2 separate regions of the Homo sapiens genome follow, and region 2 is linked to region 1. A link is a contact called in ENCODE Hi-C or POLR2A ChIA-PET data. All regions are on one chromosome and are shown on one strand. Each heading gives the region's core, a stretch centred on a gene start or an enhancer-like site at or near the end of the contact. The rest is flanking DNA. Distances are from core to core; before and after follow the strand shown.

What was found. Hi-C counts contacts between places; a loop is a spot of excess contacts on that map. ChIA-PET counts read pairs that join two places held with the same protein, here RNA polymerase II (POLR2A). Pooled maps may share reads with other maps.
Region 2: a loop to region 1 is called in a pooled map, with 5 times the contacts of the local background. The contact joins the promoter of STRN3 here to the enhancer-like site in region 1. A Hi-C loop is called at or near these places in 8 of 37 single-sample maps with no recorded cell type and 5 of 50 pooled maps. POLR2A ChIA-PET finds 5 or more read pairs at or near these places in 2 of 52 experiments (AG04450 and PC-9).

The regions. Positions count from the first base shown.
Region 1 is chr14:30,847,712-30,851,766 of GRCh38, reverse strand. No RefSeq gene overlaps it. Among named protein-coding and RNA genes, the nearest start is that of COCH, 25 kb to the left of the region's middle. Within about 2 kb of position 2,291, at least 3 of the 41 ENCODE cell types and tissues checked have a DNase peak (open chromatin) inside an H3K27ac peak, as active enhancers do.
Region 2 is chr14:31,023,854-31,028,140 of GRCh38, reverse strand. STRN3 (striatin 3) reads left to right here and starts at 1,762. Exons shown (of 18, transcript NM_001083893.2): 1 at 1,762-2,237. The coding sequence starts at 1,956. AP4S1 (adaptor related protein complex 4 subunit sigma 1) reads right to left here and starts at 2,492. Exons shown (of 6, transcript NM_001128126.3): 1 at 2,354-2,492. RefSeq lists enhancers at 1,264-1,423, 2,534-2,643, 2,714-2,813 and silencers at 1,554-1,873, 1,964-2,223, 2,363-2,544.

The sequences.
Region 1 (4,055 bases), core at 1,042-3,541:
TACCTAACTGTTATAGATTTGAAGGACTACATTCTATCAGCAGCATGTAGGAATAACAGTGGCATTCTGAAACAATTGTGTAGGTTAACAAGTTGGGGCACTCTGGCAGAGAATGGGCAAAGGCAGCACATCGAATACTTTGAGTTATTGACCTCCTTATAATTATCGTCAAGACTTTAAGATTAATAAAACATCTTAGCTTGTTCTGCTTAATAATACCTCTTCCTTAGCCTGTATAGTTTCTTGATTTAATGCTCCTATTTTTGGGTTAAATCCTCTCGAATAATTGCCTAGTAGCCAGTATTATTGGCCATTAGAACTTTTAACTGAGGATCTCCTCTTCATGGGTGCAGCCTGGGTTGAGAGTACTGTGCCATGCATTTGCTTAGGATTTACTCAGAAGGGCAGAGGGCATTGTTCATGAGTTACCTGTGAGAATTTTAAAACCTGCAATCTCTGCTTCCCAAGTTCAAGCGATTCTCCTGCCTTAGCCTCCCGAGTAGCTGGGACTACAGGTGCCTGCCACCACGTCCGGCTAATTTTTGTATTTTTAGTAGAGATGGGGTTTCACTATATTGGCCAGGCTGGTCTTGAACTCCTGACCTTGTGATCCGCCCACCTTGGCCTCCCAAAGTGCTGGGATTACAGGCATGAGCCACTGTGCCTGGCCAAAATGTTGTGTTTCTTATTTTGATGATAATTTTAAAAATGTGATGCAGGTATATTCTAGGTCATCAGGCTGACCACTTCACAACTAAGTTCTGCCATCATATTTCATTGCCCGTGTATGCATCTGTGTTTATGACAGTTGTGTTGGGGGCCATGCATTTTTATGAAACTCATGCATTTATGAGAAAAAAACAGAGACAGCTTGCTGTGCAATGACACACTTGTGGCAAGTGAAGATCAGAACACAGAGTACAGAGACCCAATATGAAGGAGCTTGGATCTGATCTTGTAGATAGATCTTCTGATGAAAAACCATTGAAGAGACTCAACTAAGGTGGAGGTAGTGAAGATGGAGTGGAGAAGAAGAAATATTTATGATGCTCAATCAACATGACTTGGTGATTGTTTATCTCCTGAGGATGGAAGGTTAGGAGGTGAGGGTTAGAGGAAGTAGTCAGTGATGACTCCCAGTGTTTCTCAAGATGAGCAATGAAGAGATTTCCCCTAAAGAAAATAAAGTTCTGGTGTTAACTTGAATTAATTATATAAAAGCATTACTTAACTATGTATATACACAAAATTAGGTATATATTTCTTTTATTAGTCTTATAAAAGCAAAAAAACTTACAAATTAAATATAAAAACTATGAAACCTGTTAATTCTAAATTAACAACATTCATTTAATGTGACAAATGTTTTGGTAGAACTGAATCACTATTTGCAAACTAAATATCTAAATATAACATAGACTGCTATAGTAGAGGATATTTTGATTTAGGATGGAGGAAAATGGTGGAAGAATTATCAATACACAGCAGCTCATGAACAGACTAAACCCTCTTAAAAGAAGAGGCCCTGCATTTCTCAAATTTGAGTGACTTGTTTTAAGACTCAGCTTGAGGCTTACTTCATTTGAAAGTCTTCTGTGACTAAACCGAGCATGATAGATGCTCCTCTTTTGGGTCTGTGCAGAGTTCTGTCATTTAATTTATCTCACAACAATATGATTCATAGGTATTTGTCTATCCTTGAAAACAATTTTTTAAATTTTCTCAAAGACTGGGACAGTGTCTAGCATACAGCAGAAGTAAGTAAATGTTGATTGGTTGAGGGAAAGGTTCATACGTACATTCTGGGCTTAAAAAAAATAATTGATTATGCTAAATAAAAAAGCCATGGGGATATATTAGTCAGAATTCAGTCTGAAGAGAAGAGAGATTATGAGTGTTATGAGATAAGTGATTCGTATGGGAATTAGATCTTACACAATTGGGAAGGAGCTGGGAAGTGAAGGCCCTGTAGGGGAATAAGGTGATAGAAGAGGTCATCAGCCAGGATAGGAGAAACCACATCTGTTGATTGGGAACCCCTTGGGAAGGTCTGCAGGAAGCTGTTTGGCCACCAGCTGTGTGTCTGGTTGTAGGTATGGGCTGCTGTTGGCCAACAAGGTCAGTGGTTGGGAAGAAGAGCTATACAGAGGAACTGTTCTAGAACACAGGAGACCAAAGACCAGCTGGAGCCTGCTGGGCACCTTTGCATATTTCTGTCACTGTGTCTGATGACAGACTTTCAGAACATAATGGCTATTGTTTCACTTCTGTCTTCTAAATCTCACACAAGATCCTCTTGGCCAATTAAGCCCACAGCCATAGAAGGGAGAAGATTTTGGGAAACATGATTTCAGTTTGACCGAGTCAACACAGAACAAACCACCACAGATTTCTGCTTCTGTCAGTGTGGCTCTTTAGGACAGTCTCTCAGGCACGTCTGGTCTCATAAGAGGTAGTAAGATCTCCAAGGACCCTCTCCCAGCAAATACAACAACCAGCAGAGCCGTGGGCAATGAAAGTGTGAGATGAGCTTTCCCTGAGAGTAGATGTCAATAGTCATGCTGCTACCAAGATATTGGTGGCCAGGTAAGAAAACTGAGCTTGGAACATCCAATGTGAGCTTCGACTGTGCCAAGGGGCTGATGTCATCCCAGGGTAGTACTGCCTTTTGCTGCTGGTAAAAGAAGAAGCAAAAAACAAATTGTCTCTGGGGGAAATCTTCAACAATTTAGTTTGCAGATTAAGCAATCATTTCACAATCAAAGTTCACCATGCACATTGCAATGCAAGCCAAGCTGAGTGAGATCAATAGAAAAAAAAAAAACAGATTTAGACCCTTCCCCATAGACTTCAGTTATTAGAGTTGTCAGTTGCACAATATAGGGAAGCTATGTTAAAAATATTTAAAGGGGAGGGTGTGGTGGATCATGCCTGTAATCTCTTTTGGAGATGGAGGCAAGAGGATCGCTGGAGGCTGGGAATTTGAGACCACACTAGATAACATATTGAGAGCCCCATCTCTACAAAAAATAAGAAAAAAGTAGCCAGGTATGGTGGGGCACGCCTGTTGCCCTACCTACCTGGGAGGCTGAAGCAAGAGGCTCTCTTGAGCCCAGGAGTTGGAGATTGCAGCGAGCTATGATCTCACCACTGCACTCTAGTCTGGGCAACAGAGTGAGACTCTGTCTCTAAGAAAAAAAAAAACTTAAAGAAATAATGGACACAATCAAAAAGATAAGTAAGTAACAAAAAAACCAGCAGGAATAAATAGGTAGACTTGGAAATAAAAGGGAATTTCTGAAAATGTAAAATACAATTGTTAAAAATTTAAGGACTCAATGAATGGGTTTGACAGCAGATTTAATACAGCCATAATCACTCCAGGAAAGGCAGAAAAGGAATTGGAAAACATAAAAAAGTAGATATGTGAGGAAATCTAATATATATTTAACCGAGTCCCAAAAAGTGAGACTAGAGAGAAAATTGTAGGCAATATTTAAAGAGATATGGGCTTTAAATTTTCCAGAACTAATCTATTCCATAGATCCTAGGAAAAACCTGTTTTGAAAAAAAAGGAGAGCTGTTGTAAAATATGCAGACTATAGTTAATAACAATGCATTATATTCTTGAAAATTGCTAAGTATAGATTTGAAGTGTTCTCATCACAAAGCAATGATATGTATGTGAGGTAATATATATATTAATTAGCTCGATTTAGCTATTCCACAATGTGTACCTATTTCAAAGCATGCTGTACATGATAAATATATACAATTTTTATTTCTCAATTAAAACAAATAAATAAAAATTTAGAAAAAATAAATAGAAAGCCTGAATTGTCCTAAGACTATTTAAAAAAAATCAAACTATCAGTGATGTTTTCCCACTAAGAAAACTCTATGTCTTGGATGTTTTACAGGTAGTTCTACCAAATTTCTAAGGAGCATATTATTCCAAATGTAATAATTCTTTGAGAGGATAGAAAACTCATTCTATGAGGTCACTGCTACCTTGATACCAAATCCAGGCAACGTCAGTATGAAAATGGGTTATT
Region 2 (4,287 bases), core at 513-3,012, 180 kb before region 1:
TACTGCAATCTAAGATCTCATTTCATATAGAAATAAAACATGGCAGCATGAGTAACAGGTCCAATCTGCTTTCCATTAAACTGTAATAACAGTAAAGCAGATGTGATAAAATAAGATGCATTACTTAATCTCTTTTGAAATTACTTCCTGATTGGTTGGTAGTGCATACTCCATAGTACAAGTTTTATTGGCTTTTGCAGTAAAGAAAAAAAATTTTAAAAAGTAACAAATTTTCAATGCAATTTTCCTGCATCGCTATTAATATAATTACTGAACCTAATTTCCTTATGTTGTTAATTATTTTTGTCTTATTTTTCAAACAAATGCTTCTTAGCTATATTAATTTTTAGAAACACACTAGTGCATTAGGATATTTTCTAGGAAACTAAGCACATAAAAGTACCCACTATTGTACTTAAAATATTAGCCTTGTCTCTTATGTATATGTTACATTCCTCAAACTTTTTAAATTTTTTGCCGACACGGAGTCTCGCTTTGTCGCCCAGGCTGGAGTGCAGTGGTGCGATCTCGGCTCTCTGCAACCTCAGCCTCCTGGGCTCAAGCAATTCTCGTGCCTCAGCCTCCCCAGGAGCTGGGACTACAGGTGTGCGCCACCATGCCCGGCTAATTTTTGTATTTTTAGTAGAAATGGGGTTTCACAATGTTGGCCAAGCTGGTCTCGAACTCCTGGCCTCAAGTGATCGCCCACCTCGGCTTCCCAAAGTGCTGGGATTACAGGCTTGAGCAGCCGCGCCCGGCCATATTCACTTAAACATTTAATGACCCAGGAGAACATTCATCTAGGATTTTAAGTTGTACTCACAGTGCTTTTATTTTCTGTTTCGATCAAAATAGTCTATTGATGACAATATTTGTGAGCCCATTCATTTCTACCGTATCAAATTGTTAGTCTAGCCAGTCTCCTTCAAACTTCTCTCCCTCTACCCATCATCGTCAAGATCTAAAGGAATTCACTACCTCTTCTTCTCCCAAGAAAAAAAAAATCGCTCCTCCCCCTCTCCCAACCCCCCCACAACCCATTCCAGAAAAGGAAAGAAGAGGGGACGCAAAGTGGAATAAGTTACGACGGGCGACCGAGCGCATAGAAATGGGACCAAAGCCCAGGCTCAAGACAGAGACGAGGAATCAGTAACCACAGCCGGAGGATCTTGGCTATTTGCCAGCAGAGAACTGACTGGTTCTAAGAAACCAGAGGCAGAGCGAGTGACAGGAAGGGAAAGAGGGCCCACCCTTGGGACTGCCTGAAACACTCAAAGAATGAAAAAGAAACGTCAGGAATCCGAGACGGGATGCGGTCGGCCAGAGCGACCAGCCAGGTTAACAACCAGCTCAGAAAGCCGGGACACGGGTGAGAGACCCCTGGGAAGGAAACAGCGCCCGGGGACGGCCTGCTAAAAGGAAACTGATAACCAGGAAGCCTAAGGCCGCCTCGCTTCCAAAAGTCAGAGTCGGAGCCCAGGTGTCCGGTAGCTGCGGCCAGACACCGGATCGGGTCTGAGGGCGGGCCTAGGGGCGGAGCCCGAGCTCTTTCCCCGCCCTCTAACGGCGACCCGGGCTGCGTTCTCAGTGCGCCGGCGTAGGGTGAGGCCGGACTCTATTTGGCGATTAAGCGTGAGGCTGCGTTCGCTACCCAGCATGCTGTGCGCTAGTGACGGCCCTCCGCCTATCCCCTTCCCAACTCTCCCCCCACCCCTCCCGCCGAGGCCCCCCCTTCCCCTAAAGTGAGTGAGTGAGACGGGCAGATGGAGGAGGGATTGTAATGGCGGCAGCCGGCAGCTCCCTGCTCTGACCCACGGCAGGCACACAGCAACGACCCCTTCCCCGCCCCTCTCCCGGCCGGCCTCCGCCCCGCAGCCAGCGCGGGGCCACCCTCTCCGGCCCTTCCCCCAGCTGTCGGCGTCTCGCCCTGCGCCCCGGCCGGGGCCCCACACACAATGGACGAGCTTGCCGGAGGCGGTGGTGGCGGCCCGGGGATGGCGGCCCCTCCCCGGCAGCAGCAGGGACCTGGGGGGAACCTGGGCCTTTCGCCCGGGGGGAACGGAGCGGCGGGCGGCGGGGGTCCTCCGGCCTCCGAGGGAGCGGGTCCCGCGGCAGGCCCCGAGCTGTCCCGGCCGCAGCAGTACACTATCCCGGGGATACTGCACTACATCCAGCACGAGTGGGCTCGGTTCGAGATGGAGCGGGCGCACTGGGAGGTGGAACGGGCCGAACTGCAGGTACCTCGTTGGGGTCGGTGTGCGGGAGCTGCGGCGGCTGGGTTCCCGGCCGGGGGGTGGGGCTGGGGACTCCACTCAGCCGGAGCCGGCGCCTTGGGAGGCCGAGCGGAACCTACCTGTGCTGCTCAGGTTGTGATGGTCCTCTCAACGGCTTTTCCTGGAGTCCCCCTCCCTCTTTCCCGCATAAGCTTGCTCCCCAACCTTCACTGGCTACGCGGTGCGGGCCTCCTCGGGGCAGCCATTTTGGCTTTTAGTATGGCGTCTGCGGGGGCTCCTCCGGAGGCGGCCTTCCCGGGCCTCCGGGGCTTGGGACCGAGCACCTCTCTGTGGGAGAGTCCGGTTTGGGGCCTCTCAACACTGAGTTTGCTCTTGTTTGTTCCTCTTGAGATGAAGAGCCCGAAGAGAGGGACTAGGATAGGCATCTTACCCCCCTTTTCCGGACCACCCCCCTTTCCGATTTGGCGTATCTGGCCCCCTCCCTCAGACTTGGTACGCGCTTGCCCCTTGACAGCCACGCTTCTTTCCTGGGCTGCTAGGGTGCACAGTGACTTGGGACTGACCTGTGAAGTTTTATTTCCCATCGTCAACTTTAAGTACTTTCTCACCTGAGATGCTGCCTTACTCACTTGGATTCTCTGTAGTTATTCCTTACTTAGTGACTCATCAACGCTTTCAGCACTGAATTTTTCTTTTTACAGTACTCTCCACTAGATCTCCTTTCCCCCATCCGTTTCTTTATCTATAAAAAAACCAAACCAGACGATCGATGCTGTATTTATGAAACGACTGAAGAGATTTAATATTCCCTTGAAGTGAAACGTAGTTATATCATGTTACTTACTCTTGCAGGAGAAGCAAAGTGAGATGTTCTCGGAACCCTTCATAGTTGAGCTTGACTCGATCCTCATAATGTGAACCTTTGATAGGCTGCACATTTGGAAGCTGTTGGTAGTTAACAGCTCATGTCCTGGATCTCAAAATTGCTGCATCTTTTTGAAAGGGTTATTTAACTTTCTTGGGTATTTGTGTTTATTTTTAAATACCTTTCCAGGGCAAATTTAGGCTTAGAAGGAAAAAGCGTGTGTCTAAATAGTATTGCACCTGTTCTTCAGACTGTTGTGTATTTAGGGGGTAAGCAGTATTTGCTGTCATATATGTCATATGCCTATGGTGAATCGTTAGGCAAATGTAGTGCTGAAAGGAGGAGGATTGGATTAACTAGAAAGGGTGTCCTCAAATATGCATCTCTTTAGTTTGGTTCTGAACTAGTAAACTTTTATATGACTCCACAAAGTGGGTGAAGTTAAACTTTTCAAAAGTAAAAAATACTTGGGTATTTTGACACTGTATGAAGTCTTAAAAAAAAGTAACACTTGTTAGTCATTTCAGTGCTTTACAATTGTGTTTTGATATAATATTGGGCTTTAAAATTACATAACTTTAAAAAAGCTGAAGTCAAAACTGGTTTAAGTTGTGTACAGTCTGCTTTAACATACTTAAAATTTATAGAATTCTGTTGGTATACAGCTTTCTACTACATACTGCAAACTTAATTTTCTGTGTGAGTAAAGTAAGTAAGGCATTTGTTTTTAAAATTTGGATTGACAAATGCAGTAAGGCCTAAGCTCACTAAATAATACTTCACCAGTCCCTGCTATGGTTTCTTAGACCTTTGTACTGTTGTATGCAAGTTTGGATTTCAACACTCTTCAAGTTAGCAATTGCATTTTTCACCCATAAACTTCACTAATGTAAGCAGCTGAGAAGAAAGATATCTTGTGCCCAAATTAGTAAAACCTATACTATATATTAAAGAAGCCTTTATTGCCTGCTCTAGCATTTGCTTTCCCTTCTAGGTCTCCTTAACAGCAGCAGCAGTGTTTTAAGGTAGATTCCTTTTGCTTGCTTGCTTGCTTTCAATTCTATTGGTACAGTACTGTTATTAGCCATCCTAAGTTTTTGTTTGTTTCCTTGTTTTGAAGAAGTCCTACAGTGTTTCTAGACTCTTTTTTATTTCATACTGATTCTTTTGGAATAAAATGTTCATGAT